7 separate regions of the Homo sapiens genome follow, and all the other regions are linked to region 7. A link is a contact called in ENCODE Hi-C or POLR2A ChIA-PET data. All regions are on one chromosome and are shown on one strand. The core of a region is the stretch at or near the end of the contact, and the rest is flanking DNA. Distances in the headings are between cores, read along the strand shown.

Region 1 (3,937 bases), core at 752-3,251, 1.9 Mb before region 7:
TGCCTTTAGACCCCAGAATGTCACAGAGCCACTGGGCTGCATCACAGCTCGCAAGAAACAATTTGTTGGCTGAGGGCCCACTAACTGCAACTCTTTGCACCTTCACCTGAGGTAGGAAGCTGCAGGAAAACAGCCGTTTTTTGGTGGGGTCGGGGTTGTGGTGAATGGAGTCACTCTGTCACCCAGGCTGGAGTGCAGTGACATGATCTTAGCTCACTGCAACTTCCGCCCCACCTACCGGGTTCAAGCAATTCTCCTGTCTCAGCCCCACCCCATCCCCCTCCCCAGTACCTGGGACTACAAACACACGCCATCATGCCCAGCTAATTTTTGTATTTTTAGTAGAGACGAGGTTTTGTCATACTGATCAGGCTGGTCTCGAACTCCTGACCTTAGGTGATCCACCCGCCTCGGCCTCCCAAAATGCTGGGATTATAGGAGTGAGCCATCTCACCCAGCCAAAAATAGCCATTTCTTTGAAACAAGTTCATTTATGCCCATTCCTGTGTGAGTGGAGTGGTTTCGCACTGCAGTTTGTGCATCCTGCAAATGCGCAAGGCATATACTGTGGGCCTGTCTGGCCTGAGAAGGCAGGTCCCGTGGAACGGTTTTATTCCCCTGGTGGAGTTCTTACTGCATTTCATAGACAGTGAGCCCTGTGACTTGTTTATGATGGTTTTGAGGTGCTGTTAGCCCAATGGCCGTGGGCTTGCTGAGTTGGACTGCCTTAGGTTTGAGTCCTGGCCCTGCCACTTAACTGTGGGACCTTGAGCAGTTACTAGATCTCTTTGTGCTTCAGTTTCCACGTATGTAAAAATGGGGATAATCTTAATTTCTATTCGTAGGGTTGTGACGGTAAAATGAAAAAAAATGTATGTCAAGCACTTAGCAGAGTGTCTGGTACGTTATAAGTTCTCCAGAAGTGTGCTAATTATTATTAATAATATATTTTTGAAAAGATTATTCCTTAACGACGTAATTTGTAGGAAACTGGCTTTCCCCTTATCTCTCTAGGCTTCCATGAGAATCTATTTCTTGTGTGTAGTGTTTGGGATTAAGGAAGAGGCTCTTTCTTTATGTTCCAGGATGGAGACACTAGTAGTTCTCACGGTTTTGCTAGTGCACGTCCGAATACCCTGCGGGGCTTGTTAAGCACTGACTGCTGTGCTGCCCCTGCCCTCCAGAGCTTCTCTTTCTGTCTGGTGAGGGGCAGAGTATTTGCATCTTTAACAAGTTCCCAGGTGATGCTGAGGCCACTCATCTGGGAACCACACTTTAAGAACCCCTGCTCTAGGACAGTACTTTCCAGTGGAAATATAATGTAAGCCACACATAAAATCATACATTTTCTAGCAGTCACATTAAAAAAGTGAAAAGAAGTGGATGAAATTAATTTTAATACTGTATTTTATTTAATCCAATCTATCAAATGCTATCATTTCAACATATAGTCGATATAAAAAGTATTAATGAGACAGCTTATATTCCTTTTTTTGTACTCAGTCTTTGAAACTCGGCCTCTATTAAACCCTTCCAGCACATTTCACTTTAGACTAGCCACATTCAAATCTGGCTTTGCATGAAAATGACCTGGGAGTCACTGTTTTCCATCACAACTTCCCCACACCAACTGACCTTGGGGCCCAGAAATCTCAGTTTTTCAGAGCTCCCTGGTTAAGTCTGTTGATTAGCCAGAAAGTCAAGTCGATCCAGTCTCTACCAACTTGGTCATTTTCCCTCTCTAAGTCATACGTCATGACATTTGGCATTTACCCACTCCAGCTTACATTATGATAATTTATGAAATACCCTATTAACGGCCCCAAATATGCAGTATGATTTCTATGTTTTTACAAATCATGGGAAATTTTGCATTAATAACCTTGAAAATTTTGTTAAAATCATTACTTAAAATGTTTTCTTATATATTTCCTATGGTTTCTTAAATCCAGTTCAAGCAAAGTGATGTAATACCCAAGAACAGGAAAGTAAACCTAAGAGCATTAATGGGTTTCAGAGAAACGAAAGTGAAACTTTATTACTGCCTACACAATCAAACAGGAGGGAGAAAGGAGACAAGCAAGTCAGAAAGCGATTTGATAGGTCAGTACATTGATAGAACTTTGCATGTTTTATGTGATTGCATTAGAAACATAAATATATATTTTTAAAACTTTACAGATAACTCATACATATTAAAATTTGTTGAATTATATCAATTGGAAATACAGAGACAGACATATTTGCCAGAATGTCTATTATTTGGGTTTATTTTTCATAAAACATGTTTATCTTTGTTCTAAGCTAATAGATTTTCTGGCTACTGTTAATGCATATTCTGTAAGATTTTTGCTCAGTGATCAGTTCAATATAATTTTGTGTTTGAAGTGATTGGTGGTAACCATATTTGTGGTTCATAAATTTTATTTATTTATTTATTTATTTATTTATTTATTTGAGATGGAGTCTTGCTCTGTCGCCCAGGCTGGAGTGCAGTGGCGCAATCTCAGCTCACTGCAAGCTCTGCCTCCCGGATTCATGCCATTCTCCTGCCTCAGCCTCCCCAGCAGCTGGGACTACAGGCGCATGCCGCCATGCCGGCTAATTTTCTGTATTTTTAGTAGAGACAGGGTTTCACCGTGTTAGCCAGGATGGTCTTGATCTCCTGACCTCGTGATCCACCCACCTCGGCCTCCCAAAGTGCTGGGATTACAGACGTGAGCCACCGCGCCCAGCTGTGGTTCATAAATTTTATACTAGAAAAGTATATATAGATGATGTATTAAAATGGTGAAAATCTTTCCTTTATGACTAATATGTTTCCCTAATAAGTTTTAACAGTTTCCTTGATCTCTATTTTTCTTTAGGACATATGTAAAAATTAGATGATTATATCTACATATGTTTATAATGGTATTACTGAAATCTAAATTGCAATTTTTAGGAAAAAAGTTTTAAAAAATGTCTAAGCTATTGAAATGTTGCACCAATATCAGGACTTATATTTCTGAGTATCTTAATTTTGTGTTGATTGATTGGTATGTATGGAACATGTATTCGTGGACTTGAATAGTTAGCCCGCAGTAATTGGTCTGTTCCAATAACAATTTTAAATGATAATAACAAGGAGAAACCAGGTTCTTCTCAAGAAGTCAAAGATCCCTGTACCTTTCTTATAGATTTAAAAGCTCCTGTGGTCGATACATATTAAGGTATGAGTATTCAGTCATGTTTGGCAGTGATACACTACCAAGCATGATGACCAAGATGTCAGGGAGAAGGTCTGTTGTCCCCAGACATCTGTTACTCACTGTAGGTCCTAAAAATCACAGCATTAGAGGCTTCTTGGGCTTACCTAGAAGTCTGCACCTTAGAGGGCTGAGGCTTCACGTTGCTAAACCCTGGGCCTGTCATGTGAAATCAGGTGAAAATATATTGAAAAGTTCCTTGACTACTTTAAACAATTAAGATTTAGATGAAATTGAGCTGACTGGGCAGATATAGTTCATAGCAGAAAAGAGAATCTCAAAATAGGGACACAGCACTGTTTCATTTTCATAGCAGGGAGGGTCAGCTCAGGAAAGGTAATGAGTACATGATGTTATGCAGGGGCAAGGTGGGCTTCCGGACATTCTGGAGGGACTAGTGCTGATTGGAGGGTGCAGACACTCAACGAGGACCTTCAGGACACACCGAAAATAACCTCACCTGTCCCACAGTTTCCCCAGTGTTTGTCCTTAGCAGTAGAACCCAATTTGACTATCTAGTCACTTAAACTTAAAATTTTTTTTTTTTTTAGATGGAGTCTCGCTCTGTCGCCCAGGCTGGAGTGCAGTGGTGCGATCTTGGCTCACTGCAAGCTCTGCCTCCTGGGTTCACGCCATTCTCCTGCCTCAGCCTCCCGAGTAGCTGGGACTACAGGCGCCCGCCACCACAC
Region 2 (3,990 bases), core at 1,045-3,544, 1.2 Mb before region 7:
TCATCTAACCACACTATATGCTAATTTGGACTAGTGTTTCTTTAGCTACTTGGTAATTTCCTACTCGATACTCAACTTACTGCATTCTACAATGACACCTACTGGCCATTCAAAATCAGCCATTAGTTCTCTAAGACAGCTCTAGTAGGCTGGTTACATAAGAAGAAACACACACACACACACACACACACACACACACACACACACACACACGCATAAAAGCAACACACACACACACACGCATAAAAGCAAAGATTTAACTGGTACTCAAAACACTACAGAATTCCACCTAAAATAGAACCAGAAATTTTCTTTGTGACTGAGATTGCATTATTCTTGGAAAAGGAGAAAAGACAAAGAACAAAACACCAAACATCAATAAAAATTTTTATCTAAAGCACTGACAAATGTCTCAGTACTGAGAACATCTGGGAACAAACAACTTTAATGATGCACCTCTTTCCCAATTAAATTTTTGAGAAAAAATGAAATTTTGATTTAGGTTCATATATAGGAATATAAATTACCATTAATAGAAAAAAATCACATCTTATAAAGTTTTTCTGACATGCAGTACCGAAATAAATTTAGGAAAATTGTAGAGTTGCTGACACTACATTAGACCTTATCTCCTAAGCTAAAGGCAATATTTCAAACACCTTACATTTTAGAAATTTATAACACTTCTTTTAAAATCATTTTCCAGTGCTGCTCTCAAAATTGTTTTTCAATGACCTACAAAATCAAGTTTTTATGTCGTTTGCCCTTCCATAACACATACTGAATAGAATTCCTATTTTAATTCTACATTTTATTGTGGAAACAATGAATTATAAAATTTTTTTAAATAAGATAATTTAGTTAATTATATCTATAAATATATTTTGCCTCTGTCCGAGAGGTTCAGAGTCCACTTTTTAAACCTAATAAATAATTCATAAGTAGCTTCTCAGACTTGCTTACAGAACAAACTACTTAAAAGTTGACTTTTTTCTGCCGGGCACGGTGGCTCACGCCTGTAATCCCAGCACTTTGGGAGGCCGAGGCGGGCGGATCATCTGACGTCCGGAGTTCGAGACCAGCCTGACCAACATGGAGAAACCCCGTATCTACTAAAAATACAAAATTAGTCGGGCGTGGTGGCGCATGCCTGTAATCCCAGCTACTCCGGAGGCTGGGGCAGGAGAATGGCTTGAACCCGGGAGGCGAAGGTTGCTGTGAGCCGAGATCGCGCCATTGCACTCCAGCCTGGGCAACAACAGCGAAACTCCGTCTCAAAAAAAAAAAAAGTTTATTTTTTTCCCCATATTCAGACCACCACCTTATTTGCACAGTCCCTAACTTCCACAATATCCTGGGGGGAGGAAGGGATCTACCAACTAATTTTCTAGTCATTTTCCAACTTACACTGAGCTCCTACTGTACATTTTTAAAGGATTCCCCACTTTTCTGAAGATCTTTAAAAAATGTTGTCAGCCTTGACCCTCAAATAAATTCACGAACTACAAAACATGAACCTGGCCACATTCATCGCAAACTAGTATCTGTCAAGTCCATAATTGGGATAAGCTCTTCGTGACTACTCTATCCTCCATGCTACCACCCTTCGCCTAGAGAACCTGCCAATGTAAATGGCACTCAAGCCAATGAAAAAAGTGTTCTAACACATTAATAGGTTGCAAGACCTCCTCTCCCAGGAGGGACAACCTAGTTGTTTGGGTAAATAACAGCCAAAGATTACATAATGTACAGCAATAATGAGTGTTCAGAATCTGACCGCCAGTAAATATTTTTCTTCTCCGCTCCCCCTCACCACCCCCAGGAAATGGCCCTAAGAAGCAATCACTGGGATTTCTCTTAACTGTCTTCAATGCCGTGTCCTTTTCTCGCCTGGGGCTTTGTGCAAAGAATCCCTTCAGCCCTCACGACACCGCCTTGCTCCCGCCTCTCCTCCCTCTCTGCTGGCGCCACCGCAGCCCCCACGCCCTAGGTGGGCCCCCACGTCGCCCCACAAGGCTCGGCTTCCACCCGCCTCGGCTGCCGCCTTCTCCTCCTCACGACCCTCCCAAGATGCTACCTGGTTTACGAGAGGTTCCGGGACCACCAACACACCGGCTACCGCCTTTCCAGACCACCCTCGCCAGCTCCCGTCTGTAGTTTCCGCGGCCGAAGGAGAAGAAAACCCCTCTTCATCTAGCACTTTGCCTCCCCCAAAGACAGCACCGCCGCCTACCTGTCACCCTGCTGTCTCCGGCTTCCTACCGCCGCCGCCTCCCGCAGCAGCCTGCCAACTGCAGCGCAACAACCAACCCTCTCATTGGGTGAGAACACGCTCTCAACAACAGCCTCCCTTATTGGCTGCAGTATGCCGGCAGCCCCGCCCTGTGTGCGGTGTCTAAGGATTCCGTCCCCAAGCAAGGACAACATATTATCTTCCCCGCCCTTCTCTTTTCTACAGTATCTGTTACCTCAGTCAGATTGAGGATGCACATATACTGGGAAAATAATCGACTTCCAGCGTCCCTCATGTAGTCTCTACCTGATTCAGGAATCTCTAACCCAGTATCGGAACGTTAAGCGGCTTCTCCGCTTTCCTGCCGTGAGAAACTCGAGGTGACAACCTCCGTTTCCGGTTGGCTCCGGTTGCAGAGTTGAGTGTCCTGAGAGGTCAGATTGCTGTCAGGTAAATTAGGGAGTTGGTGGGAGGCCCGTTGATTAGGATTAAGAGCTAGACTCTATTCTGGGGAGTGCAGAAAAGGAGAGACTAAATGGAGAAGGATGGGAGGCTGGGAGGGAGATCAAAGAACTAGCAGGCGAGAACTAATGAAGTCCTAGTTTAGAGTTGGGGTAGGAAGAGGTGGTTGGAGGATTCAGTGATCATTACTGTAGTTGTTAAATCCAGGTGCTTGTTCCCGCTTCTGCCACACGCAAAATTGTCTTTGTTTGCCTTTGGATCGCAAAGGCAGAAGAACAGCATCACTAAAAGTAATAACAGTTCATTTGTTTTTTATGTTCTAATATTCATATAATCACAGTTTTTAATACGAGGAAGTTAAGATATATACTTGATAGTCTTCGGTAAACTAAAATTGCATGTAGTGGAAGTAGCATTATCTTCTTATTTCTTTCTTAGGGAAAGGATACCAGCACATTTTCTTAGAGCCAGCTTCCTTTAGTGGAGGTTGATCTTCATGAGACTTTTAGATTCACTTCAGACATAGATAGCTTTTAAAATTTTTGGTTGCATGTTTTTTCTTTATTTAACTAATTTCCTTACTGTTATTATTTGAGCTGCTCTGAAACGGAAATAACCACCATTTTTCAGTCCTCAGCACAATTTAAGTCAATTTTTCTATTTTTATTTTTTATTGTCAAGTATATATACAGAAGGGTGTATAAAACATACATTTTAAAAAATTATAACTAACAGAAGCAGACACTCCTGTATCCACCTCTTAGATTAGAAAATAAAGCATTGCCAATAACTTAGAACATGCAGTCTTAACAGGGGTGATTTTACATTTCAAGGGGTTGAAAATTGGTGGGGCCGGGGTCGGAATCTTAGTTACTACAATGATTTGTGTCCCTCCAAAGGGCCACAGTATATAAACAGTTATACAGTATATATGTAGTGTTAAATTTTCATGGCGGGGGGTGTGATTAGGAATAAAATGTCTAGAAAGGTTCCTTACAGGGACAATAGTTAAAAATTGGTTGAAAAACACTGCCTTAGAATCTCCCAGTATGTTTCTGTGATTCCATCTCCTCCACCAAGAGGTAACCATTATCCTGACTTGTGCTAAGCACTCACTTGTTTTACTTTAATTTTTCCGTCTATGATGAATTCCTAAAAAATGAATTGTTAGGCATTTCAATCTATATAAATGGGTTCAGAGTGCATGTGTATTTTTTTCTGACTCACCCCTTGCTCATTATCCATATTTGTGGAGATTCAATCACACTTTTGCATGTAGTTTTTTGTTGTATAAT
Region 3 (4,052 bases), core at 1,553-4,052, 1.4 Mb before region 7:
GGATATGCCACAACACCCAGATAATTTTTGTATTTTTAGTAGAGACAGGGTTTCACCATGTTGGCCAGGCTGGTCTCGAACTCCTGACCTCAAGTGATTGGCCCACCTCTGCCTCCCAAAGTGCCGAGATTACAGGCGTGAGCCACCGCGCCTGGCCTAGCAGTTAGAGAGTATGAGCAGGTTAAAGATGTGTGTGGGAGAAGCAGGGCACTATTCTCATTGCCTTTTTCTACTTCAGGTTCTAGTTGCCCACTTTATTTAATTGTTTTTTTAAAAGTAGAGACGGGGGCCTCACTGTGTTGCCCAAGCTGGTGTTGAACTCCTGGGATCAAGCAGTCCTCTCACCTCCGCCTCCCAAAGTGCTGGGATCACAGGTGTCAGCCACTGTGCCCAGCCTAGTTGCCCACTTTAGATCTAGAGCAAAATAATCCAATTAAAATTGTCAGACCTGTCTATTCTCTTCTGCTCCTTCAACTCTCCCTTTCCATTTCTATCTATCTTGTAATCAATCTTTCTCCATAAAAGGTAAATTCTGGCTGGGCGAGTTGGCTCACGCCTGTAATTCCAACACTTTGGGAGGTCAAGGCAGGCAGATCACCTGAGGTCAGGAGTTCGAGACCAGTCTGCCCAAAATGGCGAAACCCCATCTCTACTAAAAATACAAAAAATTAGCTGGGCGTGGTGGCAGGCGCGTGTAATCTCAGCTACCGGGGAGGCTAAGGCAGGAGAATCGCTTGAACCCAGGGGCAGAGGCTGCAGTGAGCCGAGATTACACCACTGCACTCCAGCCTGGGAGACAAGAGTGAAACTCAAAAAAAAAAAAAAAAAAAAAGGTAAATTCTGTGCATTTTAAGTGACAACATTAAAGAATTTTAAAGCAATTTTGTGTATTTTTTAAAAGAATTATTCCATATTAAGTGCTTCTATATTATACAATTTCTCCATCTTGCCACTGCAATTTCCATGAACTTTTATTGCCCTTGACTGAATTTCTAAAAATTACTTATAATGAAAGACATTAGATAAAAATTGCTCAAAACTTACCATTTTTCCTCTTAGTGGTTTCAGGAAGGACTACGTGATTTCTCAGTCTTACAGCGAGCTCAAAAATAAGTCTCTAGTCCCAAAAGAAAAAAAGAATTAGGCTCATTTTCCTGTCTTAACTCACACACGCTCATCTTTACTGAACATTTTAAATAAAAACCTCGCCGGGCGTGGTGGCTCACGCCTATAATCCTAACACTTTGGGAGGCCGAGGCGGGTGGATCACTTGAGGTCAGGAGTTCGAGACCAGCCTGGCCAACATGGCGAAACCCCGTCTCTACTAAAAACACAAAAATTAGCCGGGTGTGGTGGCAGGCGCCTGTAGTCCTAGCTACTCAGCAGGCTGCGGCAGGAGAATCACTTGAACCCAGGAGGCGGAGGCTGCAGTGAGCTGAGATCGCGCCACTGCACTCCAGCCTGGGTGACAGCGCGAGACTCCGTCAAAAAAAAAAAAAAAAAAAATCCTCTAATGGCATCCCCTAGGTAATAAAAACCCGGCTATAGAAGATATCCTACCCGATTCAAGCCTCCCAATCTCCTACTTGCCCGGCTTGCTCTTCTTCAAGAGCCTCCTTGCAAGTCCCCCAATAACCCAGATACCTTCCCTTAGGGTCCAGGCATTGGGTGTCCCTTTTGCCTGGAATTCTTATACTCAGACATCTCTACGGCTAATTTCCTCACCTCCAAATTTCTGCTTAAATGTCAAGTTTAACTGACCTGACAATCCTACACAGAACTGCTTTAGCCCTTCAGCCCTAGGACATTCCTATTTCCTTCTCCCACAGCACTTATCACTAATATACTATGAAATTCGCTTTTTTTTTTTTTCACCACAGCACTTATACTAATATACTATGAACTTTTTTTTTTCCACCACAGCACTTATCACTAATATACTATGAACTTCTCTTTTTTTTTCATTTTGAGACGGAGTCTCGCTATGTCGCCAGGCTGGAGTGCAGTGCGGCAGGATCTCGGCTCACTGCAACCTCCGCCTCCGCCTCCCGGGTTCAAGTGATTGTCGTGTCTCAGCCTCCCGAGTAGGTGGGACTACAGGCGCGCGCTACCATGCACGACTAATTTTTGTATTTTTAGTAGAGACGGGGTTTCGCCGTGTTGGCCAGGCTGGTCTCGAACTCCTGACTTCAGGTGATCCGCCCGCCTCGGCCTCCCGAAGTGCTGGGAGGCCGCCGTGCAGGGTCCTTCTTTTACTCTGACGTTGCAACAACAGCCTCGCCGCCCACTGTTCACTCGCAGTATCCCAAGAACTAAACCAGTAGCAACACAGAACTCAGCAAGCATTCGAATAAGTGAATGAAAGAATTAATGACGTTACTCCATACTTGGGCTTCACCACTTCGTCTAGCACAGCCGTTGTTAAAACAGGAAAAATGCAATCGCAGATGCCAGCAGAGGTCTGTTGGTTCAAAATTATAGTTTCTTTGGGCCAGCGGAAGTTGGGCGCGGGACCCAAGAGAGAGAACGCCCCTTACCGCCTCACCTCCTTCCTCCCCTCATCTTCCTATCTCAAACCAAAACGACAATGCAATTTATCCCCAACCGGAAATTTGACAGTGAAAGGGAGCTCTACTAATAATTGCACTGGGACAAGAAGTGTAAGGCGAAACTACCTGGGCAACCTCAAGCAATGCTTTACACTCGGCTGCCAAACGGAAAGGACCACTTCCGCCCAGCTCTCCCGCTACGGGGAGCCAAGTGCCACAGCATCCGGAGCGCCGACGCGGGACCGGAAGTGACGCAGAGAAGTTTCCGGGACTGGTGAGTAGTGGGCGATTTAAAAACCCGCGAGTGTAGTTGTGACCTTCGCGGTAGGTGCCGGTTGGGGCCGGCTGTGATTGTTATCTTGGTGCTGCAGAGGACAGCAGAAGAGGAGATTGGGTCAGAAAACTGCCCTGCCGCACCAGAGCACAGCGCACTAGTGGGACAGGGGTCCTGACTCAGACTTAACTGGCTGTGTCTCGTGGTTTTTCACTGTCCTGGAAAAGGCCTGAAGTGGCACTGAAATGAGGCATAGATGAGGTAACGTCGAGGGAGCGGTTTGCAGGTTGCAAAGGGGCCCTACTGATGCTGCTTAATAGTAAACAGTGCTTACTCTAGGACGGGAGTTGTTTCCAGCTTTACGTGTAAATCTCGCGATATTGTGGCCTGGGCACTATTTCCATTAAGGAGGAAACTGCACAGGATAAGTCATTTACCTGCTGTTGCACAGCTCTGGCTCTAGGATTCAGGCTGGCTTCAGAGTCGGTGCTCTTAACCGCCATACTATGTTGCCTTCTGTTGTCGTTGTTGACTGTGGCCATGTAGCTTCGCAGTTTCCTCATCTGTAACAGTAAATAACTCAAAACCTGCATGATGGCCCACTAGGGTTTCACTTTCGAGCTTGCCAGATGTAGAAAATGCTGGAGAATGGAGTACTATGAGGACCATTAGAAGATCTTTCAAGGCCGGACGCAGTGGCTCACCCCTGTAATCCCGGTACTCTTGGAGGCCGAGGCAGGTGGATCACTTGAGCGCAGGAGTTTGAGACCAGCCTGGGCAACATGGCGAATCCCCATCTCTACTAAAAATACAAAAATTAGCCAGGTGTGGTGTTTAGCGCCTGTAGTCCCAGCTGCTCAGGAGGCTGAGGTGGGAGGATCTGCTTGAGCTCAGGAAGTCGAGGCTGCAGTGAGCTGAGATCACGCCACTGCACTCCAGCCTAGGCGCCTAGTGAAACCCTGTGTCAAAAAGAAAAAAACAAAAACAAACTTCCAAGACCTCGAGTGGTTTTTGGAGACCCTGTATCACTTCAAATAATGTGTTAAACAAGCATCTTCATCTCATTAAATAGAAATGTTGAAAAATTGCTTTTGGAATAATTGACTTATGGATATTTCATCAAATTTACAGTTGGCTATGCTTTCTTATTGTGCATACTATGAAATGTTTTTCTTCAAAAAGTGTTTATAAGTGGTAAGTTTAAGAATGGGGTTGACAGCATTATCTTT
Region 4 (3,972 bases), core at 269-2,768, 1.3 Mb before region 7:
TGAGAAACGTTTCCTTCTTTGCTTTCCAACAGTTCCTGAAAAACAAACGAACAAAAAAACCTAACAATCACACAATAAAATGCAATATTTAGTGACCATTATGACCCCTCAAGGCACTGCCTTGGTGCTTATAGGCCAACCCCTTTCAAGGAGTTACTTCAAGGCAATTCTGCAGCACCAAGTGTTAGCATTGCACCAAGTGGTAGCAACACACTCTCCTTTGAAAACAAATAAAAGATTTGCTGTAATTTTTAAAAACATAATCCTTTGAAAAAGAAGGTTGGATAGATTAGTGGTTAAACACCAATTTTAATATTGGAGAAACCTGAGTTCCAATCTCCACTCCATACTTTATAACTGTGTGACTTTGTCCAAAGTCCTGACGATTAAATGAAATGATGTGCCTGATATATAAAAGAGCATCACTGAATGCTCCCAATTATCGGTATTTTTACTTTAACCTTTTTCTTTTTTAGCTCCTTACTGCAGTGCACTGAGATATTTTTACTTTAAACTTCAACTTAACCATGCAGATCTCTTGTACATCTCTAACTCATTCAACATCTAACAGAAAAACTGCTCAATAAGTGATGATGTCCGTTTAACGTGCAGTGCCCTTATATAACGGTGTAGGGCCGTGCTATTTTTCTTCAGATTGCAATTTAACTGCGGGAAAGTGTAATGATTCTATTAGGATTTCAATTGTAAAATGAAAAGTAACGTCTCAACATCTTTTTAATTAAAAAGCTCTACCAAAAGAGCCTGGCTTATCAACATTTTACAGCCAAGCATGGCTCCAAGGTGACCGATCAGTTAGCTGGCAGGACACATTGGTGCCTCCAGGCTGGGATGACATCAAAGGTTCTAGCTACAGTGGTTCTGGGACGCGATCTCTTCCTCTTCATACCTCACAGGGCACTTTACCACTGTCGTTACACATCTTCACAGTTCTCCTTTTCCAACCAGAGGGCTTCGTAAGCTGGGAATCAGGTAGGTTAGTATCAGGCGTCCCTTGCACAAAAGGCCTATAACTGCGGGGCAGACTAACGAAAGGTCCTCCCAGAGTGAGCCTCTCACCTCAAGTCTTAAAGGACTTTGGCCTGCGCCTCCAGCCTCTGGCCAGTTGGCTGCGCTCCACCAGTAAGGGTTCTCGAGCCCCCGGGCAGCCTGCGGGGGGCAGCGAGGCGCAAAGACCATGCCCCAAGTGCCGAGGGAAAGTCCTGAGATGCGCGACTTGGGACGCTAGGGGCCAAGCTCCGACGCGGGGCTGGGTGCACCTGGACGCACCTCACACGCCGCGAGCTAAGCAGAAAAGGGAGGCAGGCTGCCCCGACACCCCACTACTCACCGCTAGGTTTCCGTCTGGCGCCGATCCGGCTGCGTCACGCCGGCCGAACGACACCCCGCTGAGTCGCCGCCGCAGGGAAGGTACCTTCGGCCCCAACGGGAAAAGCCAATTTCCAGTAATTCGCGCCCGACCACCGGGGAGGTAAGGAGCACCGGAGGCCAGCTGGGGGATGGGAAGCCTGCGTGCGGCACACCGAATCTCCCGCCCTGTTCAGGGGGCGGTGCCCGAGGAAGCCAATAGGAAGAGGAGTCGGCCAAGAGCGACGGCTCTGCCGTCCAGTCGGCGCCGGCCATTCGGCCCCGCCCATCAGGAAACCTGAGGAAAACGGATTCTTGGGCCCTGAGTTGTGGGCCTTACCTTTCCTTTCTTCTTTCCGTTTCCGGGGAAGGGAAAAGGAAGTGTTGTTTGGATCTGAGGAAGTTTGCACAGTAGCTGGCTGAGTGGTAGCTGTTTGTCTTGTAGCAATCTTTAAAAAGTGTTCTTTGGGGTCGGGCGCAGTGTCTCACGCCTCTAATCCCAGCACCTTGGGAGGCCGAGGCGGGCGAATCACCTGAGGTCGGGAGCTCGAGACCAGTCTGACCGACATGGAGAAACCCCGTCTCTCCTAAAAATACAAAATTAGCCGGGCGTGGTGGCGCATGCCTGTAATACTAGCTACTCGGGAGGCTGAGGCAGGAGAAACGCTTGAACCCGGGAGGCGGACGTTGCAGTGAGCCGAGATCGAGCCATTGCATTCCAGCCTGGGCAACAAGAGCGAAACTCCGTCTCAAAAAAAAAAAAAAAAAAAAAAAAAAGTGTTCATTGGTTTCCCAGCTACCTTTTGAAGAAAAAGGTAATGGAAATTGATTCGCATTTCTTTTTTAAAGATTTTCTTCATTTGGCGTGAAAGGTAGGATCTTGTACATCTCCAGGGTTTGGGGTAGGGAGAAGAAGAGACGTTAGGAGAAGCACTGAATATGGAGATGGGATCGGACGGCTAGTGGGATGAAGAGGCTGGGGAAATAGAATGAATAGACAGAGAAAATGATTGACTTCAACTATCCAAAATATAAAAAAGACAAGACAGAGAAAATGAGGAAGAAAAGGAATGAACCTGGATGGGATCCATACAGTATTAAGAACAGGGTATTGTTTCATTTGGATTCACTTACTCAAAACAAAACTACAGAGTACTCTGCGAACAGAAGATAAGTATTCATTATCGAGCGAGACAACTACGATCTCTGCATTCACTGTAGTTACCTAGCACGTGAAGATATTGAACGGACAATATTGAGAAAAATACCATGATATGGGAAGTGCATTGGAGCACATGGTAGGAGTAGCTAATTAAAAGCCCAGAAGGAGTCAGGAACAATTTTCTAGGAGGAAGAGATGTTTAAACTGAAACCCCTGTGTTGAATAGATTTAAAACAGGCCAAGAGGGGTAAAATTTTCCAGGTAGAAGGTCCAAATCCGTGTAACAGCTGTGTAAAATGCCAAGCATTGGGTCTGTTATTATGAAGGGCTTAGTTGGCCCTTAGGGCACTGGTCAGATTTGTATTGAAAGATCTTTGGATAAAGGAGGTAGGATTGGGAGGGAAGATATAGAGTCACAAGATTTGGGAGCTGTTTAGGAAATCCAGTTGAGAAAGAAATGATCATAGCCTTGATACCTCATTATTCCATTTTGGCTAGGTGGAGTTAAGAAAATGGAAGAGAAAGGCAATTTTTTGTGCATTATAAATAAGAATTTGGGGAGTGACTAGAGACAGAAGATAAAGAGAACATAGCTCAACAGTTAACAATGATGTGTTTGAAGAGTGTTTAAAAATGTGAAGATGACTAGCCCAGCACACACACCTGTAATCCCAGCTACTTGTGAGGCTGAGAAAAGGAAGATTGTTTGCATCCCAGAGTTCCAGGATGCAGTGAGCAGTGATCTCACTTGTGAATAGCCACTGCACTCCAGCCTGGGCAACACATCGAGACCCCATTTCTTAAAAAAGAAAAGAAATTTGAAAAAAAGATGAAGATCTAGGAATGTTGAATAGATATGTTCAACTTATGTGTGTTTTTTATATATATAATTTTTTTTTTTTGAGATGCAGTCTCCCTCTGCCGCCCAGGCTGGAGTGCAGTGGCAACATTACTGTTCACTGCAGCCTCGACTATCTGCTCTCAACCAAACCTCCCACCTCAGCTTCCTGAGTAGCTGTGACTGCAGGCGCACACCACCATACCCGGCTAATTTTTGTATTTTTTGTAGAGTGGGGGTTTCACCATATTGCTCTGGCTGGTCTCCAACTCCAGAGCTCAAGTGATCCACTCATCTCGGCCTCCAAAAGTGTTGGGATTACAGGTGTGAGCCACTGCACCTGGCTGTTTTTTTATATTTCTATGATGTCAGTAAACTCCCCTTCATTCCTCTCCTTCTCACATCTTGAAAAAAGGCTTCTACAGACCACAGAGGCCTTGGTGTGAGTGGTGGGTTTGGATGTAGTTTTTATGGTATATGTGTGGAAAATAGAGGGAAGGAGCTGAGTTTTGCTTTTAGGTTGACACTAAGATAAAAACAAAGAGCCATACCTTCAGAATGGAGACACAGGATTTAGGAGCAGCAGGAAGCTGAAGTCAGAGGGGAC
Region 5 (4,111 bases), core at 434-2,933, 1.6 Mb after region 7:
AATAAGTTCAGGCTTTTCGTCTTCTGAGAAGCCCTTTCTGACTTCCACAGGCTGAACCACTGGCTTCTGCTCCTCTACATAATACTTCAATTCCAGCATTGATCTCACTCTATCATGATCATGGGTTTAGCTGTCTGTCCCTGCCACTGCTGTGTGTTCCTCTTGAGGGCAGGAACATTTGTTTTTCACTTTTTAAAAAACCTCTGTTGCCCAGTCTGGCATTAGGAAGTGCCCATTAGGTTGTTATTGCTTGTTGGCGCTTGAGCTGGGGCTTGAAGGTTTCTATAATGTGTAGCAGTGTATAGAAAACAGGCAGGTCAGAAAAGGCTTCTGTGCATCACACCAACATGGCACATGTATACATATGTAACAAATCTGCATGTTGTGCACATGTACCCTAAAACTTAAAGTATAATAATAATAAAATTTTAAAAAAAAAAAGAAGAGGCTTCCTGGAGGAGATGACAGCTGAGCTAAGTCCTGGAGGATGAGAAGGAGTATAAAATAAGATAATAGGAGAAAAAAGGCAGTAGGAACAGCATGGGTAAAGGTGATGAGGCCTGAAAGAGGCACGTGGAAGGAAAGACAAATGCAGGAAGGGGGAATGGGAGGGAATGCTGGGGTACAGGCCAAAGAGGGAGGCATTTGGTGAGTATTCTGCAGAGTCTCCTCTGCTGTGCTGAGGTGTGGACAATGGGAAACCATGGACGGACTGGAGTAGGCAAATGTCATATTCCCTGTTACAACTGTCTGTTTGCATGTCAGCCTTCTAGAAGCCCCTTAAGGTATCAACTATGTTTTTGTTTTGTCATCATTCAATCCTAAGTGCACAGAATTCCGGGCATATTACAGGTTCCCCATGAATGTTTCTTTCTTTATTAAAATGTATGAAAACTCTCCAGATTTAAGGAAGGTCCTCAATGTTTCAAATTCTTTTTGTTAGATCATTGGTCCTGTCTACAGCTGTCACAAATTTAAGGACTCTGGTTATATTTAATCTTCACTTTTGAATTTTCTGCTTGAAAAATTTGTATTAGAAAAAAAAGTCTATCCTTTTATGGACGGCTCTAATCTCTTGAATCATTTGGGTTGGCTTTTCTTTGGACCTTCTTCAACTCTGTTTTGTCTCTGTTGAGTTAAGGCTTTTAAGAACACCTGAATTCTTTCCTTCTGCAAAACCAGAGGCAGCTTCTTTTCCGCCTATTTTCAGTTTATTTCTTGTGATTTTAGTTTTTTTCTCTTAACCAAATGCTAAATGGATTTAGGAGAAATAAACTTATTTGTAAAGCTGTCAAGGGACCATTAGAAGGATGGTGCTTCACAGATAGAATACAGTTTTTATTAATGATGCCTAGACAAATCCTGCCATTAGCCCAAGGGCTCAGAAAGTTAGCAGCCTAGTAGTTTTGGAGTTGTCAATGAAATGAATTGGACTGGATGGTTAAGGATGCCCAGAAGATTGAATAAAATTGGGATTTAGGAGGACCCTTGTACTCCAGGAAATTCTCCAAGTCTCCACTTAGTTATCCAGATCCTCAAAGTGAACATGAAGCTTCAGTTTCAAATTGAATACATTTTCCATCCATGGATTGGCTTGTTTTGTTCAGTTGAGTGCTTGAGGTTGTCTTTTCGACGTAACAGCTAAACCCACGGCTTCCTTTCTCGTAAAACCAAAACAAAAAGGCTTTCTATTCAAGTGCCTTCTGTGTGTGCACATGTGTAATACATATCTGGGATCAAAGCTATCTATATAAAGTCCTTGATTCTGTGTGGGTTCAAACACATTTCAAAGCTTCAGGATCCTGAAAGGTTTTGCTCTACTTCCTGAAGACCTGAACACCGCTCCCATAAAGCCATGGCTTGCCTTGGATTTCAGCGGCACAAGGCTCAGCTGAACCTGGCTACCAGGACCTGGCCCTGCACTCTCCTGTTTTTTCTTCTCTTCATCCCTGTCTTCTGCAAAGGTGAGTGAGACTTTTGGAGCATGAAGATGGAGGAGGTGTTTCTCCTACCTGGGTTTCATTTGTTTCAGCAGTCAAAGGCAGTGATTTATAGCAAAGCCAGAAGTTAAAGGTAAAACTCCAATCTGGCTTGGCTGGCTCTGTATTCCAGGGCCAGCAGGGAGCAGTTGGGCGGCAGCAAATAAGGCAAAGAGATAGCTCAGAACAGAGCGCCAGGTATTTAGTAGGGGCTTCATGAATGCATGTGAGTTGGTTTAGTAGAGAGACACAGGCAATTTCAGACCCTTCTATGAGACTGGAAGTGATTTAAGAGGGAAAGGATAGCCATAGTCCTGAATACATTTGAGCTGGGTTTCAGGATGAGCTCACAAGTTCCTTTAAAAAAAATTGACTTAAGCAAATCCTGGGAAGAGTTTTTTTGCTATACAATTCAAGGTTTTAAGGTCCTCGGATTCATATACTTTATAAATGAATTAGCCAGCTTGTTTAAAATGTAGGGAAATTGTGGGAAGAATGCCTTCTTTACTTAATTCAAGGTTTTAAGGTTCTCTTAATCAATTCTACTAGCTAATTAGCCAATTATTTAAAAATAAAAGTTTGAAATTGCCAAAAAAAAAAGACAAGGAAAAGGAAAGAAAGAAAGCCACCAGTCTGTTTGGCATACAATACTTAATTGTTGCCTGACCTACGTGTGGGTTTCAGATGCAGATCCTCAGTTTTCAGCTCTTCAGAGACTGACACCAGGTTTGTTACACGGCTTAAAATGATGAGTATATCCATTGAATCTCAACCTTATCTCTCTCTAGACCTTCTTGGTTAAGAAACCATGTAGTTTGTATGAAGTAGGTACTCAAAAGATATTTGATGATTTAATTTTTACTGGAGAAGAAATATTCATATATGTTTTCTTATTTTTACATGTTTTAAATATGTAAAGATTAAATAAACACTCTTAGAAGTATTTAAATTTCCTAAAGTAAATTTATCTCAACCAGTAACAGGACCCTCCCAATACTGGAAAGTTGAGTGTGACCGCATTTAGTGGTGATGAGTGTGAGCTTGCTTGGGGAGAGGGCAGGACATTTAGGATTTCTTAAGCTTAGAGTCAATACAATAAAGATTATTGAGTGCTCACTTGGGTGGGCTATAATCACTGCTCACAGGAGTTCATGAACCACAAGTAAAAGAGTGAGGAGATATGATTAGCTCACAAATAACTTTAATACAGAGCAGAAAGTAATGAACTACTGCAATGGAGTTATCACAGTGCTAAGGATGCTCAGAGGGCATCTCTGATAGGCAGAGGTGAGGGTTAGGGAAGGAAGCTGTAGTCTAGCTAGCTAGAGCTGCTGGAATAGACATGACAATGGCTGCTGCCAAACTGTTTTCTCTTCTGAGGACAGATGTCCCGTGCAAGTGGCTTGGTGGAAGGGACTAGTGTCTCTAATATAGGGTGATTTATAAGCAGGAAAGTGTGTCCTAGAAATTCAGACCAGAGTGATAGATTGGAATTGGATCATGGGGGACTCATTGAATGTTATTTATTGTATTTGTTTTTGCGATCAGTGTTAGTAAAGTGTCAAAGGGATTGAGCAGATGAGTGACATCATGCAACACAAGTTTTGAGTTTCACTTGTCAGACTGACTGGAGAGGGGCCTGGTTAGTTACAGGAAGGTAATTTGGCATGCAGCCACTATTTTTGAGTTGATGCAAGCCTCTCTGTATGGAGAGCTGGTCTCCTTTATCCTGTGGGAAAAGAGAACAAAGGAGCATGGGAGTGTTCAAGGGAAGGAGAAATAAAGGGCAGAGAGGCAGCGGTGGTGTCAGGGGAAGCCCACAGGAGTTAACAGCAGGGTTGCCTCAACCTAGAGAGGAAGCGACCTGGTGCCCTCGGCTCTGTGGCTTCCTTCATCTAACAACATCTTCCACTCTACAACAATGCCAGGGAAGGCGGAGGCTGGTACAGTGCATCAAGACACAGCTACTCCTGGGTGACAGAGGTTCAGGGCCAGCTCACTAAGTAGGCAGAAGTTTTTGACATATACTTTGAGAGATAAAGCAAGATTCTGTACCTCAACCTTCAGAATTTCCCCTACCACTCATTATAGTTCCGGAGCTATATAGCTCCTATCATTCTATCATAACCTTA
Region 6 (3,859 bases), core at 1,308-3,807, 1.1 Mb before region 7:
AATTCTTGCTCATAGCTTTGGGATGGTGGCAAGATTCCTTGCCTCTCTGAATCTGGGTTTCCTCATCTATTGAATGTGGATAATAATGCCAGCTAAGGCTGGGAGTTGTTATGAGTTCATCAGAGAAGTTTAGAAATGGTAGTACCGGTCGCCATAGTTACTATGGAAAGCAGGTCACTTTGCTTTCCAATTGTGCCCAATTCAGGGCTTTGAATTGCCTGCTAAATATTTAATATTATTGAATCAAAGTTGAAAGAGTTAATATACTTTATGAACAGAGTGAGAGAAAGTGATAGTTTCAATAAGTTGCCTCCCTAAATGGCCCAATAAATTTAATATTTATAATAAAACAACTAAATAGAAGACCAAGACTTACGGCTTGTCTTTCTTCCTTTTTAAGTTATTTTCCAGAAAATAATATTTATATTTTAAGTTAAAGTAACTGCAAATTGGAAACCACAGGGGGAGCCCCAGGCTGGGACAAATAATGACTAGCCTGGTCCCAACAGAACAGGCAAAGAAGGTGGTCCCTACACTCTTTATGGTCAGTTGGGGCCCCCTCCTCACTCTGCTGCAGCATTCTAGGGTCAGGGCCCCACCTTCCCTGGAACTGGGGTAGTGAGTAACCCAGCCTGCTGTGCTCCGGCCCCCCTTTCCCAAGAAGGTTTTTTTTTTTTTTTTTTTTGAGAGAGTCTTTCTCTGTCGCCCAGGCTGGAGTGCAATGGCACGATTTTGGCTCACTGCAACCTCTGCCTCCCGGGTTCAAGCGATTCTCCAGCCTCAGCCTCCTAGTAGCTGGGATTACAGGCATGTGCCACCAAGCCTGGCGAATTTTATGTTTTTAGTTGAGATGTGGTTTCACCATGATGGCCAGGCTGGTCTTGAACTCCTGACCTCAAGCAATCTGCCCACCTCAGCCTCCCAAAGTGCTGGGATTACAGGTGTGAGCCACTGTGCCTGGCCAGGACTTGTCTTTTTCTTTTCTTTTTTTTTTTGAGAAGGAGTCTTGCTCTGTAGCCCAGGCTGGAGTGTGATGGCGTGATATCCGCTCACCGCAACCTCCACCTCCTGCCTTCAAGCGATTATCCTGCCTCAACCTCCCGAGCAGCTAGGATTACAGGTGTGTGCCACCACGCCCAGCTAATTTTTTGTATTTGTAGTAGAGACAGCGTTTCACCATCTTGGCCAAGCTGGTCTCGTGATCCGCCTGCCTCAGCCTCCCAAAGTGCTGGGATTACAGGCGGGAGCCACTGCACCTGGCCCCAGGACTTGTCTTTCTTAAGCACAGAAGTTCTCTGAATGATGCCTAGGACATGGAAAGGACATTTTAATACATTTGCTAATCAAAGCATCATAAATCTTGCTTTTTTTCCCCATAGATAAAACATCTTTCTAAGACTCTGTACCTCTTTCCAGAGTGCTGCACATTTGAGTTAGCTTAATTATAGTGTAGTGACTTTGATCCAAACTTGCTGGTTTAAATCTTGGCTCTTCCAGCCGCTCACTGTGTGACCTTGGGCAAATTAATTAACCTTTCTGTGCCTTAGTTTTCACATGTTAAAGCAGCAGTCATAGTAATAGTATTTATCTTACAGTGTTGTTGGGATGGTGAAATGAGTAAATATTTGTAAATGCCCTGGCACATGGTAGTTGCAATATTAGTGTGCAGTATTGTTTTTATGATTAGAAATAATGTCTTCAAAGTCTCACTTTCCTGCTGGTTTGAATGTGCTGTGAGAACACATACTGTCAGTTTTGCCTACCACAAATTTGTTGAGTCTCTTGCAGGTACCTCCAAATGGGCTTGTAATTCACCATCCCCACTTTTCTTTTTTTTTTCCTTTCTTTTTCTTTTTATTTCTTAATTTCTCCCACAAAGACTGAAAGTGAATCCCCACTTTTCTTTTATCTTTTAAAAATTTTATTTGTGGGCCGGGCACGGTGGCTCCATGCCTGTAATCCCAGCACTTTGGGAGGCCAAGGAGGGTGGATCACAAGCTCAGGAGTTCGAGACCAGCCTGGCCAACATGGTGAAACCTCGTCTCTACTAAAAATACAAAAAATTAGCCGGGCGTGGTGGCGCATGCTTGTAATCCCAGCTACTCGGGAGGTTGAGGCAGGAGAATCACTTGAACACAGGAGGCAGAGGTTGCGGTAAGTGGAGATCGCTCCATTGTTTATTTGCATGTGGACATAAGAAAGGGTTAACATGGCCGACAACTATTTCATGAGCTTTTTGGCTTTATTTGAAAAGTGAAGTGTGTTTGGGGAAGGAGTTGGTTAGGAAAACAGATGCTTCCCTTTTTGACTTACCAAGGAAATGGAGATCCAAAGGAAAGCCTGAAGCACTTTGTGGCTTCCACGGGTTCGTTTCTAGGAAGCTTTTGCTTTACCTGGGGAAACCCCAAGCTCTACAGTGAGAAAGTTGTAAATTAGCCTTTAGGAGACGCTGTTTGTCAAAGTTATCTTAACCCTGGAAAAGGGGAGGGAAAAAGGCAGATAAGCAGTGATGACATCAGCAGGAAACTAGTATCAGGCTACCCAGTCCTGAAGATTCAGTTTTCACTTAAACAACCAGCAAGTCTTGAAGTCTCTTCCCAAGCAAATGGGAGCTTCTTTGGACCTTGGAGCACACAGAGGATTCTACTTTCTTTAAAACTTTGTTTTCAGGCAATTTCCCTGAGAACCGTTTACTTCCAGAAGATTGGTGGAGCTTGATCTGAAGGTATGTAATTAACAACCCTTCTTACTCCAGAGTCTCATGCTTGAATCTTTTCCTTTGCTTCATGGCTTCGTGTTGTAGAAACTTGCAAAAACTTGTCAGCAATGGCACTATTTTTTCTTAGATTTCTTTGTCATGCCTGGGAAAACAAAAGTTAAAAAATCCGGAAGCCTCCAACATAGCCTTTTACCGGGGCAGAAATATGTTAGCTCACAGAGACAAAGTTTGGTAGACTCACTAAAACTAGAGATCAGAATTGTCAAGAAACCACAAGGCAAATGCTAGATGCGGTAGAATAGAAAGGTGTCTCCAATAAACCACTCATTTGACCTCAGGGCTAGTAGCAGGGAAGATCCCCTGGATTATCACATTAAAAATGACATTTTTTTGTTTCTTTTAACACCAAAAGTAATGTGTATGCTCACATATGCATAAAATTTGAGAAATTCAATTGGAAGCCCAGAAGGAAATTTGTATTATCTATAGTTATGTCACCTCGATATAACCACTGTTTGTTATGGAGGTTTTGATTTTTGCTGTGTCTTCCTTCCTTTATTTATTTATTTATTTATTTATTTATTTATCTATTTATTTATTTGAGACGGAGTCTCCCTCTTTCACCCTCCAGCACTCAAGCTGGAGTGCAGTGGCACAATCTTGGCTTACTGCAACTTCCGCCTCCCAGGTTCAAGCAATCCTCCCATCTCAGCTTCCTATGAAGCTGGGACCACAGGCATACACCACCAAGCCCAGCTAATTTTTGTATTTTTTGTAGAGACGGGGTTTCACCGTGTTGCCCAGGCTTGTCCCGAATTCCTGGCCTCACAGTGATCCACCTGCCTCAGTCTCCTGAAGTGCTTCTCTGATTATAATGAAATTTAGTATGTAGAATACCATAGTTTATAGACTAGTCAGATGGAAACATTGACTCATGTAATTTTTATCTTCCTTCGCTGATTTGAGCAACTCTTGTCTAAAATCACCCTTTCCTTCTGAGGTCTAGGAGGTTTTTTTGTTGTTGTTTTGTTTTGTTTTTGAGGCAGGGTCTTGCTCTGTCACCCAGGGTGGAGTGCAGTGGCACAATCATGGCTCACTGGAACCTCCATCCCCGGGGCTCAAATGATCCTTCTGCTTCAG
Region 7 (3,762 bases), core at 203-2,702:
AGACATTCTAAATTCATACCCTGGGGTCATTTTAACAAATGCAGCAAAAATAGGAGAGGCTTATTGAAAGAAAACTGTGCTAATAATTCATTTGGCCAGACAGAAGGGAACGGCCAGGAATGCTCACAAATATAGTGACAGTAATGGTGTCATTCTGAGGCCTTCGCCTCAAGGCAGGGCTTGAAAGGGGATAAAGTCTAATGGCACTAGCTGGCATTTCAAATTCTAGATGCCTGAGGCAGACTGGCACCGAAACAGCTCCTCGTTTCTCTCAAAGTGAACATATAATTCATAGAGGGTTAACAAAATAATATCGTGAAGTTTTTCCCCTTTAAATCTCTAGCGGTGGCGGGGCGCGGTGGCTCACGCCTGTAATCCCAGCACTTTGGGAGGCCGAGGTGGGAGGATCCCTTGAGGTCAAGAGTCCGAGACCAGCCTGGGCAACATCGTGAAACCCTGTCTCTACAAAAAATTAGCTGGGTGTGGTGGCACAGGCCTGTAGTCCCAGCTGCTCCGGAGGGTGAAGTGGGAGGATCGCTTGAGCCTGGGAGTTGGAGGTTGCAGTGAGCCGTGATAGTGCCACTGCACTCCAGCTTGGGCAACAGCCAGACTGTCTCAAAAAAAAAAAAAAAAAAAAAAAAAAAAAAAAAAAAGGCCGGGCCTAGTGGGTCACGCCTGTAATCCCAGCACTTTGGGAGGCCGAGGCGGGCGTATCACGAGGTCAAGAGATCGAGACTATCCTGGCCAACATGCTGAAACCCCATCTCTACTAAAAATACAAAAATTAGCTGGGCGTGGTGGTGTGTGCCTCTAGTCCCAGCTACTGGGGAGGCTGAGGCAGGAGAATTTCTTTTTTTTTTTTTTTTTTTGAGACGGAGTCTCGCTCTGTCGCCCAGGCTGGAGTGCAGTGGCAGGATCTTGGTTCACTGCAAGCTCCGCCCCCTGGGTTCAGGCCATTCTCCTGCCTCAGCCTCCCGAGTAGCTGGGACTACAGGCGCCTGCAACCACACCCGGCTAATTTTTTGTATTTTTAGTAGAGACGGAGTTTCACCGTGTTAGCCAGGATGGTCTCGATCGATCTCCTGACCTTGTGATCCGCCCGCCTCGGCCTCCCAAAGTGCTGGGATTACAGGCGTGAGCCACTGCGCCCGGCTAGGAGAATTTCTTGAACCCGGGAGGCGGAGGTTGCAGTAAGCCGAGATCACACCACTGCACTCCAGCCTGGGTTACAGAGCGAGACTCCGTCTCCAAAAAAGAAAAAAAGAAAAAAGAAAAAAAGGCGCAAAGGCTCCGTTCAGGCCCTAGATCCCGCGATACAAACTTTCTCGGCCCGCCCCAGCCCGCTGTGGCGGGAACATTCTGGAAGTGACGGCAATCTCTGCGGCAGTCTTCTGTCGGAAGTGACGTTGCTATCCCAGAATCCTCAGAGAAGGAGTAGCGCGTTCGTGCGTCCTAGTTCCAGTACAGCGTGGAGGGTTTAGGCAGCGTGTTCTGATTCTTTGCGGGACGGCGAGCGCATTTGTGCTTTGCCCGCCGCGGCCTAGGAGGCCTTTTGAGGCCGCGTAGTCGGTGTTTTTGAACTGACTCTACAGCTTCTGGCAGGCCGTGCGGCGCCCTGACCCGGCCTCACCATGTTGGTGCTGTTTGAAACGTCTGTGGGTTACGCCATCTTTAAGGTAGGTGGGAGAGCGAGCCGTTAAAGGGGGAAGGCGGATGCTGGACAGACGAGGAGAGGGAAAGACTTAAGCACGGAACTACTCAGAGTAGCGTGGGTGCCTGTTATAGCCCGGGCTCTGGGAGGAGGGAGAAGGCCTTTACACCTGAGAGCCATGTTACGTGTAACACGTGGCCCCGCCGTTTGGGGAGACCCGTTCTGCATTAGAGGATTTTATTTCCTCCCGTTGAAGGGGTGGGCAGGAGGCGTGTTAGAATTTAACAGATTATAGGGAATTCGGACTTTATTCTAGATGTTTTGAGGAATGATCGAAAGATTTTTTTTTTTTTTGAGATGGAGTTTCGCTCTTGTTGCCCATGCTGGAGTGCAGTGGCGCAATCTTGGCTCACTGCAACCTCCGTCTCCCGGGTTCAAGCGATTCTCCTGCCTTGGCCTCCCGAGTAGCTGGGATTACAGGCCTCCATCCACCACCACGCCTGGCTAGTTGTTTTTGTTTGTTTGTTTGCTTTTAGTAGAGACGGGGTTTCACCATGTTGGCCAGGCTGGTCTTGAACTCCTGACCTCAAGCGATCCACCTGCCTCGGCCTCCCAAAGTGCTGGGATTACAGGCGTGAGCCACCGTGCTCGGCCAATCGAAAGGATTTAAGCAGAGGAATGACCTGCTAATTTGTCTTAATACGGTTACTCTGCTGTGTGGAGATTAGACTCGAGGAGATAAGAACGGCAGCAAGAATACTTTTGCATTCATTTGGACAAGATGAAATTGCCTGGTATGGAGAGAAACAAATATCGATAGAAATTGTGAAGGTAGAACAGGAAGGACTGGCTAATAGATTGAATGTGGGGTTTTGGTTTAAATAAGATGTTAAGAAAGTTTCTTGGGGAAGGACTAAAGATTTCCGGTTTGGGCTGTGCGAAGCTTGCGTTGTCTATTAGACCTGATAATGCAGTTGTGTAGATCGGGCAGTTCAGTATTTCAGATTTGAAGCTTAGGGGAAAACATCTGGGCTGGTGATGTCAGTTTGAGGTTTGGTTGTTTTCGTGGGGAAAGTTTGACAAGTTCGTCAGCACTGAAATGGTTGAATGGTAAGACATTCGTATCGCAAGATGCTGTTGAGATGTTAGGAAGAATGAGTGAGATTGAGTGCCTTTTCTTGTGCGGTGCAACTCTTCTGAGGTCTGTGAATATAGCAATGAAAAATAAAGTTTTTATGTATATTCTACATATATATATGTTGGTAGAAAGCAAAAACGCTAGGTAAAAATAAATGTAATACAATTTTAGCTATGAACCAAAAAACCATTTGTGGTGTGGATGCAAGAAAGTCTGGATGGGTGCAGAGTTCTCCATGTTTCACTTCTGACATTTGAAAATACGCAGTTTGCATTTGATACGTCAAATGTTATTTTTAAGAAAACCAATAAAATCATTAAAACCGAAAAGGCAGTTTTGCTTGTTTTTACCTTAGTTGGAGTTATCTGCAATTGCCGTATTAGTGTTTTAAGGAACTTGTAAGTAAGCTCCTTAGTCCCCTTTAGAGCTACGAAACATGTCAATTTTACTTTTCTCCAGCTTTTTGGAATCTTATCTAAATTACCATGTAGAGTTCTGCATAGCTTCAAATTCTCTTAGCCAATGTGGTCTGTAAGTGTCTATCGATGAATTTCACCGTTAATTGCCGTAGTATACTGTCCTGTACCGGATGTGAAGAGGAGCAACTCTGCACAGTGCACTGGTTGTCTCCCATGGTAGGAAGGAATTGGCTTATCAATGGTCGGATTTCTAGACCTGGGTCCTAAAATACTCAACCGTGTCTCGATGAATTACTGATTTCTATTAATGAAAAGTGTCCTCCTCCATGAAAATGTCTTTGAGTATTCCGTTGGAGTTTGCAGTGCTATTTATCTGCAAGTTACTGTTCAAAATGATTAAATTGTGGTTTATGTAACCTAGTACTAAAGAAATAACTAGTTAAGCTCGAATATGTTGACATTGATTAGTTTGTAATTATTGGAATTAACATTGATCGTTTCTGAGTATAAAAGACATACAAACGTTCTGGAACTAGTGATGGCTGCACATTTTT

The links. A loop is a pair of places that touch in the nucleus more often than their neighbours do. ChIA-PET counts read pairs that join two places held with the same protein, here RNA polymerase II (POLR2A). Pooled maps may share reads with other maps.
Region 1: a loop to region 7 is called in a map with no recorded cell type, with 7 times the contacts of the local background. The contact joins the enhancer-like site here to the promoter of NOP58 in region 7. A Hi-C loop is called at or near these places in 1 of 37 single-sample maps with no recorded cell type. POLR2A ChIA-PET finds 5 or more read pairs at or near these places in 1 of 52 experiments (Caco-2).
Region 2: a pooled map shows a loop between it and region 7 (7-fold over the local background). The contact joins the promoter of HYCC2 here to the promoter of NOP58 in region 7. A Hi-C loop is called at or near these places in 10 of 50 pooled maps.
Region 3: a map of CD4-positive, alpha-beta T cell shows a loop between it and region 7 (10-fold over the local background). The contact joins the promoter of NIF3L1 here to the promoter of NOP58 in region 7. A Hi-C loop is called at or near these places in 2 of 168 maps with a recorded cell type or tissue (CD4-positive, alpha-beta T cell and naive thymus-derived CD4-positive, alpha-beta T cell), 8 of 37 single-sample maps with no recorded cell type and 12 of 50 pooled maps. POLR2A ChIA-PET finds 5 or more read pairs at or near these places in 2 of 52 experiments (activated B cell and activated CD8-positive, alpha-beta memory T cell).
Region 4: a loop to region 7 is called in a map of B cell, with 6 times the contacts of the local background. The contact joins the promoter of ORC2 here to the promoter of NOP58 in region 7. A Hi-C loop is called at or near these places in 1 of 168 maps with a recorded cell type or tissue (B cell), 1 of 37 single-sample maps with no recorded cell type and 11 of 50 pooled maps. POLR2A ChIA-PET finds 5 or more read pairs at or near these places in 2 of 52 experiments (A673 and WTC11).
Region 5: a loop to region 7 is called in a map with no recorded cell type, with 8 times the contacts of the local background. The contact joins the promoter of CTLA4 here to the promoter of NOP58 in region 7. A Hi-C loop is called at or near these places in 1 of 37 single-sample maps with no recorded cell type and 5 of 50 pooled maps. POLR2A ChIA-PET finds 5 or more read pairs at or near these places in 3 of 52 experiments (WTC11, activated CD4-positive, alpha-beta T cell and activated T-cell).
Region 6: a loop to region 7 is called in a map of naive thymus-derived CD4-positive, alpha-beta T cell, with 3 times the contacts of the local background. The contact joins the promoter of CASP10 here to the promoter of NOP58 in region 7. A Hi-C loop is called at or near these places in 1 of 168 maps with a recorded cell type or tissue (naive thymus-derived CD4-positive, alpha-beta T cell) and 6 of 50 pooled maps. POLR2A ChIA-PET finds 5 or more read pairs at or near these places in 1 of 52 experiments (T-cell).

The regions. Positions count from the first base shown.
Region 1 is chr2:200,381,915-200,385,851 of GRCh38, forward strand. The region is part of intron 2 of SPATS2L (spermatogenesis associated serine rich 2 like); the gene reads left to right. Among named protein-coding and RNA genes, the nearest start is that of SPATS2L, 77 kb to the left of the region's middle. RefSeq lists an enhancer at 1,963-2,102. Within about 2 kb of position 2,002, at least 8 of the 41 ENCODE cell types and tissues checked have a DNase peak (open chromatin) inside an H3K27ac peak, as active enhancers do.
Region 2 is chr2:201,069,377-201,073,366 of GRCh38, forward strand. It overlaps HYCC2 (hyccin PI4KA lipid kinase complex subunit 2), which reads right to left and starts at 2,295. Exons shown (of 13, transcript NM_001321623.1): 1 at 2,234-2,295. It overlaps NDUFB3 (NADH:ubiquinone oxidoreductase subunit B3), which reads left to right and starts at 2,625. Exons shown (of 3, transcript NM_002491.3): 1 at 2,625-2,683. RefSeq lists enhancers at 1,768-1,907, 1,898-2,523, 2,008-2,277, 2,298-2,387, 2,524-3,147.
Region 3 is chr2:200,886,569-200,890,620 of GRCh38, forward strand. It overlaps NIF3L1 (NGG1 interacting factor 3 like 1), which reads left to right and starts at 2,803. Exons shown (of 7, transcript NM_001369441.2): 1 at 2,803-3,084. PPIL3 (peptidylprolyl isomerase like 3) reads right to left here and starts at 2,509. Exons shown (of 7, transcript NM_130906.3): 1 at 2,388-2,509; 2 at 1,045-1,117. The coding sequence starts at 1,047. RefSeq lists enhancers at 1,589-2,333, 2,027-2,076, 2,145-3,344, 2,197-2,446, 2,334-3,078 and 1 more.
Region 4 is chr2:200,962,142-200,966,113 of GRCh38, forward strand. It overlaps ORC2 (origin recognition complex subunit 2), which reads right to left and starts at 1,519. Exons shown (of 18, transcript NM_006190.5): 1 at 1,349-1,519. LOC105373835 (a long non-coding RNA gene) reads left to right here and starts at 1,291. Exons shown (of 3, transcript NR_187976.1): 1 at 1,291-1,489. RefSeq lists an enhancer at 752-821 and a silencer at 1,530-1,928.
Region 5 is chr2:203,866,088-203,870,198 of GRCh38, forward strand. CTLA4 (cytotoxic T-lymphocyte associated protein 4) reads left to right here and starts at 1,684. Exons shown (of 4, transcript NM_005214.5): 1 at 1,684-1,964. The coding sequence starts at 1,856.
Region 6 is chr2:201,180,584-201,184,442 of GRCh38, forward strand. CASP10 (caspase 10) reads left to right here and starts at 2,558. Exons shown (of 10, transcript NM_032977.4): 1 at 2,558-2,725.
Region 7 is chr2:202,264,311-202,268,072 of GRCh38, forward strand. NOP58 (NOP58 ribonucleoprotein) reads left to right here and starts at 1,453. Exons shown (of 15, transcript NM_015934.5): 1 at 1,453-1,676. The coding sequence starts at 1,632.